Linked DNA regions of Mus musculus: region 2 is linked to region 1. Evidence: chromatin loops called from intact Hi-C (ENCODE). Cell type or tissue: heart. All regions are shown on one strand. Each heading gives the region's core, and the rest is flanking DNA. Links, peaks and the distances in the headings are about the cores only. Region 1 has its middle 150 kb from the start of Gm34768. Region 2 overlaps Mindy3 (MINDY lysine 48 deubiquitinase 3).

The links. A loop is a pair of places that touch in the nucleus more often than their neighbours do. Peaks named below come from ENCODE experiments on the same cell type or tissue, not always from the same donor. Only the 100,000 strongest peaks of a DNase experiment are listed, where the experiment ranks them.
Region 2: it touches region 1 in a loop (5-fold over the local background); 7 of 42 quality-filtered maps call a loop at or near these places.

The regions. Positions count from the first base shown.
Region 1 is chr2:12,046,517-12,053,738 of GRCm38, reverse strand. No RefSeq gene overlaps it. Among named protein-coding and RNA genes, the nearest start is that of Gm34768, 150 kb to the right of the region's middle. In heart, for the core only: a CTCF peak has its summit at 3,585 (motif pointing left); no DNase peak of the experiment used is centred there.
Region 2 is chr2:12,385,337-12,392,558 of GRCm38, reverse strand. It overlaps Mindy3 (MINDY lysine 48 deubiquitinase 3), which reads left to right. Exons shown (of 15, transcript NM_024185.4): 9 at 5,880-5,950. Among named protein-coding and RNA genes, the nearest start is that of Mindy3, 31 kb to the left of the region's middle. In heart, for the core only: a CTCF peak has its summit at 3,311; no DNase peak of the experiment used is centred there; H3K27ac peaks cover 462 bases.

The sequences.
Region 1 (7,222 bases), core at 2,314-4,813:
ACGCTATACTAGGAATTCTCGGGTTGTAGCCAACAGGAAGAACCAGAGGCCCAATGCCACATCTCACAAAGCACTGGCCCAGGCCTGGTGGGACAAGAGAAGACCTCACTCCTCCTGCTGTAACTGTGATTCCCAAGCTATCCAGTAGATCTGGCCAACAACTATCAGGGCACCACATCAGCTCAGAGTCCAGTCCCTGCTTTAGCAGAAATGACTAAAATAGAAGGCTTTTCTAGACAAACAAATAACAGATTTTTTTTTTCTACTGCTTGTTCCTGTTTCTATTTTACTGTCCTTGGGGAATGTAGAAAAAGCAAATATTATCTATAGCGATTTCCTCTTATTAGTGACCACATGCAGGAGGCTTTATGTCCCCAAAGAATTTGTGACCTTTCCCAAGAAGACTTTCTCTAATATCCTCTCTCCAGTTATTTATTGTGACACTTCCAAAATAAACAACCATACAACCAGACACAGCCTGGATAGAGATGCCTGGAGTGAGGAGGGACTGCTTTCTAGCCATCTGCATAGAGAAATGGAATGATACCTTAGTCTGCTGAACTCAGTTGAGTTTTTCCAGTCACCCTTAAAGGCTGCAAGACCACGGGTTCCCCAGCTTCCTGTTCCAACTAAGAGGCAGCCACTTTGAGAGACAGATATCCCCATCCCTAAATGTAAATCTCTTGTGGCTATCCACAGGGTTCATGCAGCATTCAGGCAAGGTCTGGGATTTACATAGTGTGTTGAAACTAAGCCTTCAACAATTGTTCATCAAGTTTAATCTTAGCTTACAAATAGCCCTGCTAAGAGGTAAGGAATTCTGTCCTTCTTGGTATAGATACAAACCCTTCCATCTAAAAGCATGCTTTCTAAATCTAAACTCCACTGCAGATGTCCTAAAATGGAAGAAATCAAGCAATGAGATGTAATGGAAGACATAATTAATTGTCCTAGAGCTAGTGACCAAAATCACAATGAAGCAGGTCAGTCCTTGAAGACTTGAGTAATCCCTGAGTGACAGAAGAGAAACAAGAGCAGCCCACCACCCCGCCACATTTGAGGGTTTAGACACATCTTACTGTGTACCCTAGAGATGTCTCCCAAAAGCTTTGATATCTCCAGAGACAACTTCAGAAAGGAATGATGACTTTGTAGGTGAACCTTGTATGAAGCTACCTGCATCCCCGAGAAATCACTAAAGCTAAATTCTCTAACCTGAACAATGCAATGAGCCCAAGAGGCCCAGTGGCACACAAAATAGGAGTGGAGTTATTGCACCAACCACTTCATCACTTCTACTTCATGTCACATGAGATGAAGTGATGAGTGGGTCCCATAACACGCTTTTAGAAGCTGCTTTTACACTGAGCATTAACTCCTCCCTTGGGCTCAGAAAGTAAGGACGTGCAAGGTGAGAGCAGGCATCTCTGCCTTCAATCTCTTTCCGTCTCCTTTACCTTGAGTTGAACTCCTGCCTAACTCTGCCTAATTATGGTAACCACTGAAGGAGTGTCTGCCTATCTAATCTATCTCACTCCTTTTCAAGGCTACAGGCATGAAGATAAGTCATTGTCCTAAACAGTGAGTCTGCTTGTATTTTGGAAACAGCAAGGCCTTGTGGGCAAATCATCCATGTGATGAGGCTGCACCCTAAAGCAGAAGTGGTGTATCCTCTTAAACAGTCAGGGCTTGGACTACCTTCAAGGCTGAAGCAGAGACAATGACCAAAGAAAGCCCCCTTTGACCATGAACACCGCTATCCACATGCTTTCTTGTTCCAAATTCTTCTCTATTTAAAGCTAAATCTCATGTCAGTACCCAAAGATGAACTTGGGGTCAATGGACCCCCTATGTGCTCCTCCTCCCACGAGGTCACTTTTAGTAATGGAATCTTTATTGAGCTAACGTGGCCCAGTCTTGTCTCTGACGCTGTGTTCACACTGGAATGGTTGTTACAGAATTCATGAGAATCCAGGCTGGAGATAAACTCACAGCAAACATCTTTGAGTTGTCTGCTTTGTCATCTTTGCTAATGGACAAAACAAGTTACTGGAAAACCTGGAGGAAACAACACAGAACTTAAGGAAAATCAAGAGAGAGATAAAAATGGAATTCAAGGTGTGAATCTTTTAACCCAGGAATAGTATACACTGTGTGGAAGATTACCCACAAGGAAGGCTCCTGAAAATATTCTAGAACACAGAGTGAAGATCCTACAAGAGGCATGAGAAGTTCCTTAGTAAGCCCTTGCTATCTAAGAGAGAAATTAAAAACTGCTATTCTTTGATTATTAAAGAAATTCCTTCTTCTAACAAAGGACAGCTATAACTTCCAGCTGACTATTTTTATTTATAAGTCTGTGGACAGACACAGACATTTGGGCAACCTCCACTGTGGCTGTTTATGTAAAAACTAGCCTTAGTTATGGGTCAAGATCCTACTTCCCTAGAAGATGATGGCCCATGTGCTGCCCCAAAAGCAGTAGTTACGTTCAGACTTGGAAGAATGTGTGCAGAGATGTGGCGTGCTCGAAGCTGTATTAAGACAATGATCTTGGCATGCATTTCAACTTCTGTGAAGACTTTGACTAAGAAAGCCATGTTTTTTAAAACAATGAAGTGAATCAACACAATACTTAGGTGGGAATTCTTGTACTCTACAGAAAGAGGGAGACTGAAGGGACCTTTGTTGACAGAGGTGATGATAAGATGCTGGTCACAGGAATGACTGTATTATGAGAATTTTTAAAATGGGCACTGTAACCTACCTCATTCCACACCTGCAATGCAAAGACCACAATTTCCTGAAGATGGTGAAGTTTCTTCAGAAGGGGCACAAGGAGAGGGCTGAGTCAGTACAGCGCTTGCTGTACAACATGAGGAACTGAGTTTGATCCTAGCATCCACGTTTGTAAAAAATGTCAGGTATGAGCAACAATGCATGTCTGTAGTCCCAGAACATGGACAGAGATAGGATGGCCACTGGAGCTTATTGGTAACTAGGTTCACCAAATCAGTGAAATAAGGTTTTATGAAAGACCCTGTCTATAAATAAATAAATAAATAAGGTGAAAGGCAAATGAGGAAGGCACAGGATATAAAACGCTGGCTTCCATATGCATTCATGCACGTAGATGTGCCTGCACACATGTGCACGTGCTCTCTCTCTCTCTCTCTCACACACACACACACACACACATACTTTTCCTGAATTAACTTAGAGTAACTGTGATATATTTTCAGAAGCTGACTCTAATCACTTTCAGTTCTAAGAAACGCAAAATTCATCAAGCATGTCTTTATCAAGAATTACGATGATTGCTGAAGACATTTTAAATGCATTAAAGAAGTATACACTAGAATTATCATCATTAAAAGTATTTATATATTTATGCATTTTATGAGCATGTATGATTGTATCTGTGTGTGCATGCATATATTGTATATGTGCATGTGCTTGTGTGTGTGTGTGTGTGAGTGTGTGTGTGTGTGTGTGTGTGTGTGTGTGTGTATGAGTGTGTGTACTCATTGGGCAACTCTCAGAAGTTGGTTCTCTTCTGCCACCTTGTGGAATCCAGGGATTGAAGTCAAATTGCCAAACCAGCTGAGCCATCTCATTGGCCCTAAAACTAAAAAAAAAAAAAAAATCAAAAACTGTGTTTCTTCTGGTTTATTAGAAAGTCTTAAAGACATTTATAGAAGAATAAAAGCAGGACATTGGCCCTGGATGACTATACACTGAAGAATGTATGTAGGACTAGGCAGGGATATCCTCTGGCTCATAAAAAAAAAAAAAAAAAAAAAAAGTAAATTAGACAGCAGACAAGGCTTGGGCATCATGAGGATTCTGGTCCCATGGGAACAGAGAATCTGTGACATGGAGAAAGATCAGTCACGCTTGGATGGGTCGTTTGGGAACAGATGAGAGAAGGCTTTAATACTAGGAAGGGATGTGTCCATTCCATAACGAGAAAATGGAAGCTACTTCAGGATTCTAAGCAAGAAGTCTAAGCTGACCAGCTACAAGGTGCTGAAAGCCAGGCACCAGGAACCAGAACAGAGATTAAAAAGTGTTGGCTAGAGCAACATGGAGCAGGAAAGAGAACAGAAACATTCCAAAGGCAAGATGAGAGCGACATTTCAAAGGCACAGTCCATAGGACATGGTGACTAACTATCGAACCCAAATCTCCCTGGAGACTTGCCATCAGAGCCTGCCGGCGTCATCTGAGCAGAATACCATGTGTGATTCATTTTCCCAAAATACTCTTTGCAGGGGACAGATGTAGGGAAGAATCTTTGCCCTGGCAATTCAAAAGGCAATGCTGGAATATTTCGTCGGAAGACCACATTACAGCTTTCAAAGAAGGAAATAATTGTGGGTTGAACCTGAGGACCACATATTGAAGAGGAGATGAAATGCGGTGAAATGCTGCTTGCTCTGTAAGACTGAAGCCACTGAGATCCCACACTGAGGTCTCCCTTGCTGTCAACGGTATCACTGACTCTTGAACAAGTGGGAGCCTACACTCCCTCCCTTCCTAAAAGGCAGTGAGTATTTTACAGAAGATGCCTGGCACCATCATTTGCCTGCCCTTCCCTAAGCCAGTCTCCATAGCCAAAGAATCCTTCAGCGTGAGGATTTTGGCAGTCTCTGGTAGTCTCTAACCATTGCACTCCTAAGCCTTCATATAGAAAAGACATTTGAGGGCTCCAACTTCTTTTTTTTTTTTTTTCACATTATCTAGAGTCCTATACTTCAAGTATGAAGCAGCTTAATGCTGTCTCTTCTATTAATATTCTCTTCATATTAACTGATGTTAATACTGCTCACTGCCCCCCATCCCCACCCATTATTCCCGATTGGTCAATAAAGATGCCTACAGTTGATAGCTGGGTAAAAGAGAGGTAGTTGGGGTTTTGCTTCCTGGGCTTGGAGTGTGAGGCAGAACCACACTGATGTTAATACTGCTCACTGCCCCTCACCCCCACCCGTTATTCCTGAATGGTCAATAAAGATGCCTACAGTTGATAGCTGGGTGAAAGAGAGGTAGGTGGGGTTTTGCTTTCTGGGCTTGGAGTGTGAGGCAGAACCACAAGAGGGAAGAGAGTAGGTAGAGAGAGGAGAAGATCCCATGGGGTAAGGAATCATTAAAACTGGCCCTGAAGCTTGGTCAGTAAGAGTAAGAGGGGCCCAGGTGGAGCCCAGCAAGTCATATCACAGGGTCACAGGCAGGGAAATAGAATAGCTTCGAGTGTAGATTCTGCTCAGCTCTAGTGCTTTTAAGGCTTATTAGAAATATAAAGGTTGTGTGTCTTCTATCGGGGAACTGAATGATCCAAGATGAGATACAAACCCCCAATTAGTATTAAACATTTGCCCCAACAGAAGGAGACAAGAGGATCCTACTCCTAGGCGGCAATAGTAACAACTCTCCCCCGATTCTCGGTCCTCACCTGAGCATGGCCTTCAGCACTTCAGACGCCTCTCGGAATGTAACTCCCCGCTTAAATAAAATTCACCCAAGAACTCAAAGCACATGTTCCTATACTCTCTATTTTTAGTCCCTATTTTAGTACTCAACAGTATCAATGAAGTCTCATCAAAAACAGACTGCACTGAGAACAACTGATGTGTGCATGTGTCAGAAAGCCATGTGGAGACTGTCAGACAATCTCAGCTGTCGCTCCTCACACACCCTCCACCTTGAGTGTTCCAGGGGTGTGGGGAATTCTCAGTGTTCAGGAACTCATCCGGAAGGCTAAGCTAGCTGGACAAGGAGCCCCAAGGATCTAGATGTTTCTACTTCCTCAGCACTGGGAATACATGTGTGACATCACACCTTGCTTTTCAGGTTTTAAATCTTTAACATGGGTTATAGGGAAGTGAACTGAGGTTACAAGGCAGTACTTTACTGAGTTATCTCTACAGGCCCAGACAAGGATCATTATATTACTTTATTAACATAAACTATTTTACCTGGCAGGCATATAAATAAATAATAAAAGAATAATCTCTGCAAGTGTGTACTTACTAGAAATGTCACAGTAAAATGTCTATGAAGTCACTACTCGACCTACAGATATATTTTTCCGTTTTTTTGTTTTTTTTTTTTCAAGACAGGGTTTCTTTGTGTGTTGTAGTAAATATATAATCTCAATCAGGGGTTTCTAGCTTGCCTTTGATCATTCAGTTCTCAAGTAAATGACACATAAACTTTTATATTTATAAAGCCTTAATCAACACTAGAGCTGGGCAGATGTCTTCCCTCTATTCTATCTATTCTATTGTCCCTGTCGATAGCTCCACAATATGACTTGCTATGTTCCATCTGGGCTGCTCATATTCCGATCTCATGTCGTCCTTTCTCCTCTTTACCTTTCTCTCTTTTTCTTTCTGGTCTCCTGCCTCAGACCCCAAGCCTGGGAACTAAAACTCCACCTCTCTTCTGCCCAGCTATTATCAGAGGCATCTTAAGTCACCAATCAGGGATAACTTGGGGAACAAGGTTACATAGCATCATTTGGTGAACGTGAGATTCTCCTTGACCCTGAGGCAACCAGGGCCAGTGTTTAGCATTACAATACATAGCAACAGACCAAACCTCAAATTCCATGTATTCCTGGCTGTCCTAGAACTTACTCTGTGGACCAGTCTGGCCTCAAACTCATAGAGATCTCCCTCCCAAGTGCTGGAATTAAAGGCATGTACCACTACTGCCTAGCTGATCCACAGATATTTTAATCCTAAAGTGACTCATACCACTTATAGTTTATCTAGGACTTCATTCCTTACAGTTGTTGGCTATATGCTCAATGCTAATGTGATGATCTCATTGAACCAAACAAGACTAATTTCATAAAATAAGGTTGAAAGCAGCTGTGAAATGGGTTATCTGCTCATTCTACCATCAGCTCGTTTTTGTCTGGGATGTCCTAACCTGTTCTCCATATTGAGCCTAGCAAACACCTGTTGAGTCTCCAGGTGTCATACTCTCTTCCTATTGAAACCCCTCTCTTGCTCCGAGCCCCAACCCTTTCCATGTAAAAGAAGACATCGGTCCTCTGTCCTGTGAACCAGCCTAGAATTATTTGCCCACTCTCATGACACAGCTCTTCTTGGGTCCTTTTCTGTCCTTGCCTCCCCCATTCAGATAACACGTGAGTTTTTGCCTTTCATCTAAGTGCTGGTCCTTTTTCCTGTAAATTTTAACTTATTTTTTC
Region 2 (7,222 bases), core at 2,129-4,628, 340 kb before region 1:
TCCATGAGTTTCCATGAGAAGAGGGCAGTGGGAGGGGCCTGGAGCAGATCCCACTTGTAAGGCTCTTAGGTTTGGGGGTTGTTTGTTGCCGTTGTCTGTTTTGTTTCATTAACCTAGCAACGATCACTCCTCTGGCGGTGAGGAGAACTTGGATTTTAGGTGTGACCTGGGAATGTTGAGTGGAGTATGGACAAGGCATCTTTCCACCTTTATTTATTAACGTTGCTTGGTGTTTGAACCATCATGTGTATCTTTTGCCTTGAGCATTTTACCTTGGTGAGCATGTGGGTAGTTTCCAGTTTGACTTCTATCAGACAGACCTGTAAGAAACACTGTGTGAGGCAAGCCTACTCAATGTTCATGCACGATTGACTTGCTAAAGTAGATGTGTTTTAAGGAACTTTTTCTTAGTAATAACTTTATTGAAATCTCTTCTATATACTATGCATGCCACTCAGTTGAAATGTAGAATAAATCAAAACTTAAATAGTTTTCTAACTTTATAAAGAAATCCTGGTCTCATCAGCTCCCCTTACTTCCATCCGCTCCATGCCAACAACTCATATAAATAGAATTATATGGCACTGGTGTTTGTATCAAATTTCCCTCACTTTGAACAGTGTTTTCCTATACCAGTTCTTTCCTTATATTGATGAGCAAGTGATATTGCAGGGTATGGTGAGCCATACATCTTTATCAATCATCAATTGCTGGACATTTGAAATAGCTACCTGACTGTTAGGAGTAATGCTGTCAGGGACACCTACGTGCAAGGTTTTGTGAAAGCATGTGTTTTTAATCCTGGATAATACTTTAACTCAGAAGATTTACCATTTTTAGGAATATCTGTTTAACAATTTATGGCAACTTTGTCCCTAAAATATCAATATATCTTTCTGACTGTAGACTTGTGTTTTCTCTGTATCCTGGTGATGACTGAACACTGTCCATCTTTAAAAGTTAGTCAGCTTTTGACAAGGGATTACACATTCTAATTGACATTTGTTCTGCGTCCTAATGAACCTGAGCTCAGGCCTTTGCTCACGTGTAAGCCTGCAGCTGTGCTGTCCTCTGGGAACTGCCTCTGCTCATCATCTGCTGTTGTAGGCGGAGGGCTGGCTTACCACAGTGTCTGAGGCTCTGGAAGTCCTTTAGTTCTTTACAATTCAGGGCATCTCTCCCAACCTTTTCTTTTTTTTTTTTTTTCTCTCTCTCTCTCTTTTTATTAGGTATTTCCCTCGTTTACACTTCCAATGCTATCCCAAAAGTCCCCCATACCCACCCCCCCACCCCCTATCCCAACCTTTTCTTAAGTAAATTTTGTTTAGTGATATCTTTTCTTCCCAAGGGTTTCACTTCTATAATATTCAATCATTTGAACTTTTTTGTCAGTTAGGATTTGGTTGCTCTTCCCCCATATCAACTCCCCAGATAAAACTAATACTTTCTAGTATTTTCTTCAAATGTCTAATATTTTCTTATGTCTTGTCCATTCATCATTTTTATACATTTATTTGATGATTCATTGTAAGCAATAGTTGATGGTCATTAGCTTAAAGATAAGTGGAAAATATGGAAATGTAAACTCTAAGGAATATGATCATTTCTATAACTAAGTAATATCATTTTAAATTATGATTTATCAGAACTAGTAAATCAGAAATGCTGCTGTCCTGAAATTGTACTACTTCTACAACACATTAGCTAGAGCCAGATTGTTAGGTAAAGTTAGTATCCTAGTTAAATCCACATTTGAGATAATCGGTCATTCTGTAGTGTAAGTGTGCATGTATGCTTAACTTGAACAGGATTGTATATTTCAAACAACATCCAGAATATAAATGTAAATGATATGCTGGTTAGTTTTTATTGTCAGCTTGACACAACCTAGCCTCACCTAGGAAGAGACAACTTTGGTTAACTAAGGAACAGTCCAAATCAGGTTGGCTTACATGATAGTTTAAGTGAGGATGACCCTCAGGCTCAGAGATTAGCTTGTTTAGCTACCAGCTGGTGAACGGTTTGAGAGGGAGTAGAAGGATTAGGAGCTGTGGCCTTGTTGGAGTTGGTGTGGCCTTGGAGGAAAATTTCAGTAAAAAGTAACAAGTTTAAGAAGTCTATTGTAAAACTGACTGTAGGTAATGACTAGTCTCTACTTGAAAACTACCGAGAATAGACTAAGTATTGTCGTCTCTCAAATATGTATATGAGGCAAAAAGTTTTCAAATATCTACAATGATCCATTTAAAATATGCTACTAAATTCAGGAAATGAGGCTCCATCTGTCTTGGTGATGAAGTGCACAGATCTGGTCAAGAACCACGCTCAAGTATCTGGCTTAGGTGATATTTCTTTCTCTCTCTTTCTCTTTTCTCCTGGTTTTTTGAAAAAGATGAATATTTCAGGTTATGTTGTATAGTATATATACAACGTTTATTTTGAATTATAGATAAAATTGTATATTACCTTTTGGTAAAAAAAAAAGTTTTATTTCTTTGCCATCAAACTAAATAGTAGCCGGGCGTGGTGGCGCACGCCTTTAATCCCAGCACTTGGGAGGCAAGGCAGAAGCAGGCAGATTTCTGAGTTCGAGGTCAGCCTGATCTACAAAGTGAGTTCCGGGACAGCCAGGACTACACAGAGCAACCCTGTCTCGAAAAACCAAAACCAAACCAAACCAAACAAACAAACAAAAAGACAAAAAAAAAACAAATAAACAACAAAAAAAATCAAACCAGTAGTTTGAAAATTCAATTGGAAATTTGGATACTCTTCATTTCTCTGTTATGAGATAATATAGGCAATGGCAAGATAGTCATAAAATTGCCAATTTCTTGTAAGCAAAAAGTAAAGACTGAGACTTTTAAAGAAAATCCAATGTAAGTAAGTTCTGTAAATGATATGAAAATATTGTTTCACAACTTGGTATAAAAATTATTAGATTTAGTTTTACTGTTGTGCTTAATCTAAGATGATAATAATATTAAGTTTATATTCTGCTTGAGGGTATGAGAATAATGCATTTTGAAATATTATCATCCAGTGCTAGTCATAGTAGTATTCTCCATGTGGAAGAAGTAGAAGATCAGGAGTTCAAGGGCCACCATCTTCAGCTACATAGTATTCTGAGGCAGCTCGTAGTAAAAGTAATATCTAAGCCAGATATGAGCATGTGATTCTCCACCAGATCTGAATACTTCATCACTAAGATAGATGGAGGTCTAATTTTCTGTATTTAGTAGCATGATATTTTAAACCAACCATTGTAGACACTTGACTAACCCCATGGAAATCCATGGTGTAATATCTGGCTGTAACACTAGGTGGTGGTAATGCATTTTAGACTGTGGACCCTGGTTCTCAACATAATGTGCTTTTCTTTAACAGGAAGATTTGCCTCTGCTCACAGTTTAGAGGAAAGGAAACAGGCTGTTTGCTAACCATAGAATATCATTTCTACCCTATCTGCTATTTGCTGTACTCCTAAACCCTGGTGGCTGCAACCCAAGGACTCAAATGTTTTTATTTTATACTATTAATCCTCCTAAAGTTTATGGACAATTCCAAAGAGGTTTTCCTTGTAGATAGTAGATATACTTGTGATAGTAATGTTTTTCATATTTGAAGTTGAATTGAGAAAAGCTTTTTAATCTATGTTTATGGTCCTACTTACTTACTTACTACTTACATTAGCTTTAAGTGTCAGTATACGGAAAGCCTTCCTGCCAGCCCAGGTGAGTGCCAGCCTGTGAGTGCGTAGTGTCTGTATCAGAACCTACTGTGCTGCGTCAGCTGCAGGGTTACTACTTGCTTGACCTTACGTCAGTGAGTCTAGCCTTCTGCTGGTGGCCCATTAGTGTTCACCAGGCTGGCCCAGCCTGTGCTTCTGAGCTCTACTGCCAGCTGCTTGTCTCCAGTTAGAAGTCCCCAAAGTAGCTCAGTCACAGTTTGCATAAAAGTGAAGTCATGCTCAGCCTTCACACAAATCCAGAATATCTTTCTTGAAGTCTTCCTTCCAGTTAATCACTGTTTATCGTGTTTGCCATGGTTATGGGTTTAAGGAACTGAATGTGGTGTCACACACCTGTGGTTCCAGGTACAGAGGAGCCTAAGGTGAAAGGACCCTTGAAGTCAAGGGTTTGGAGCTGTCCTGTGCAACACTGTAAAGCCCCATGTTGAAAAACCAGGAATCTCAGGCAGATTTTCATTCCTTACCTGAGTATGTTAATTTTCATTCTTTCTTATCTTTGGGTTTACATTTTTCTTCTTGTCTTCTCTGGTCTTAGAATTTTCTACATATACCATCAGATTAAATTCAGATGTTGCCATTCTTCCCTGACATGGAAACATGTTCTGCCACACTCTACTCTGTGTGAGTGTGTGTATGTACATATGTAGAGAGCTTGTATCATTTCTCTTTGCCCTTCGTCAGCTCTTTATAAGGCAGAGACTATGTCTTAGTCATCACTGTTTCACAGCCTTAAGCACACTGGCTGCTTTCACTTAGAATAGAAAGGAGTAGCTTGAAGTATCCATGTTTTGCCAGACAGTGGTGGTGTACACCTTTAGTCCCAGCACTTGGGAAGAAAGAGACAAATGGATCTCTGAGTTTGAGGCCAGACTGTTCTACAGAGCAAGTTTGAGAACAGCTGGGACTACACAGAAAAACCCTGTGTTTAAAAACAACAAACAAAAATACAAAGAAAAAAAAAACAAACAAAAAGGAAGGAAGAGAGCGAGAAAAAGGAAGGAAGAAGAAAGAAAGAAGCAAAAATTATGTTTTAAGTGCTATTTAGTTATGGTCACCATTATCCCATAATAAATACTAATACTTATGATTTAACAAGCAAGCTCTTTTTTTTTAGAAAATAAGGGTCAGTCAAGTTACCTCTTTTTATGGAGGTGTGTGTGTGTGTGTGTGTGTGTGTATACGTGGATATATATATTACGTGGATATATATATATATATATATATATATATATATCCATGTCCTATACATATATATATATATAGAGAGAGAGAGAGACACATGTGTGTGTGTGTGTGTGTGTGTATGTGGATATATATATATATCCTATACATATATATATAGACATATATAGATATCTATATATACTATACATATATATGTGTGTGTATATATATATATATATACACACATACATACATACATACATACACATATGTGTGTGTATGTATATATGTTTGTATATGTGTATGTATGTCCACACACATATACATATATATACACACACACATGTGAATATGAGTGTGTGTGTGTATTTGTGTGTGTGTGTGTGTGTGTGTGTGTGTGTGTGTGTGTGTATGTGTGTGTGTGTCTTTGGGTTACCAAGTGATTTTTTTCTTAACTAAAAAATTAACATTAAATACTTTTATAAATAGTTTTAATCTACATTTGAACCATTACATTTACCCAGTACAAAGCTACCTGGTATCATTTTATAATAAATAGTGATAACATGATTATTTGATTTAACTTTTTTATTGTTTTATTTACTACATCCCAACCACAGTTTCCTCTCCTTCCCTACCCCTTCAATCTCTCCCCTTCAACTCCCCTTTCCATCAGATCCACGTCCCCATCCACTTTCCCTCAGAAAAGAGCAGGACTCCCAGGGACATCAACCAAACACAGCATAACAAGGACCAGGAACATACTATCATTGATTTGACATCTTAGTAAATACGTGCAGAGGTTTAAAGATAGTTTTAGGTGAAAGAAACATTTTGCCATGGTTTGAATATAAATATATTTATGCACATATATATATGCACACACATGACTCAGACTTACATATACTAATGCAGTGTTGAATTTGGTTTTGTTTATTTTATTTTATTTTTTTTTTTTTTGCAGAACTTCTCGGTATCCATGAACAAGCAGCTGTAGGATTCTTAACACTAATGGAAGCTTTACGATATTGTAAGGTAAACTGTCTTGAGGGGTTTGAATATGCCCACACTGTGGACAGTATTTTCACTCTGATGGTCATTAACTTCAGCTCCTGGCTGTCACCACTCATCACTGTCTTACTTCCTTGCTGAGCTCCCAACCCAAACTAAGTGTTAAGAAATGAAGGCGGCTAGTTGTACTTGCTTTCCTGTGAAGGGAGTGAGTGACAGAGCAAAGAACAAAATACTATATAAAGTAGAAATATACATGGTTCACTATAAATATGCTATTAAGCTGTTTCGCCTTGAACCTTCATTGTTGTAATTGAGGTGCCTACCTGTGCAGTCCTCAATGGCTATTAAATATTGCAATATTTTACATGAAGCTCACATCAGTTTTCTCACTTAAAAGATGCCATATTCTTAGACAAAGGATGATGTAGATTTGTAGATTTTTTTTTCCATTTTAGAATGTTTATATCATATAGTGGTTCTGATGACAGTGACAATTTTTAGTAACATTAACAAGTGTCTTGGCTGGGTGGTGGTTGTACACAGCTTTCATCCCAGCAAAAGCAGGTGGATCTCTGAGTTCAAAGCCAGCCTGGTCCACAGAGCAAGTCCCAGGGCAGCCAGAGCTGCCCAGAGAAACCCTGTCTTGAAACCTCCCTCCCACGGCCCTCCCTCCTTGCCTCAAACAAAACAAAACAAAACACCCCCCCAAAACAAAACAAACACCAATCTAAAGAAGCATTTTCTCCTTTGTGTGTGTGGGGAGAGGCACATGTGCATGCACACACATTACTGTTTCTGTTATTGTCTGTCAGACATCATTCCTTCCTCATGACATCTTCTGCCATAAACAGAGATGTAAGAGCAGTACAGGATCTCTTCTGACCTTGTAAGTAGTGACTATGCACAACAGTAATACCTCCCTTTTCAGAGATTTTTAATTCTATAAATTAATGCTATTCTAAGACAGCCTGGCAATCAGAGACTTAAACTGAGATTCCTCTTTCTAGTACATACACATGCTCATCTATCCTGGAGAAGAGTATGCACCTATGCGCGCGTGCTGGCTCTCTCTCTCTCTCTCTCTCTCTCTCTCTCTCTCTCTCTCTCTCACACACACACACACACACACACACACACACACACACACACACTTTACTTGTCACCAAGTTACAGATTTTTAAAGGATTTTTCCATTTACTTTTTTTTGTTGCTCTGATAAAATAACCTGACCAAAGAAACTAGAGAAGGAAGAATTTATTTTGACTTATAGCTCCAGAGGGTTAGAGTCCATCA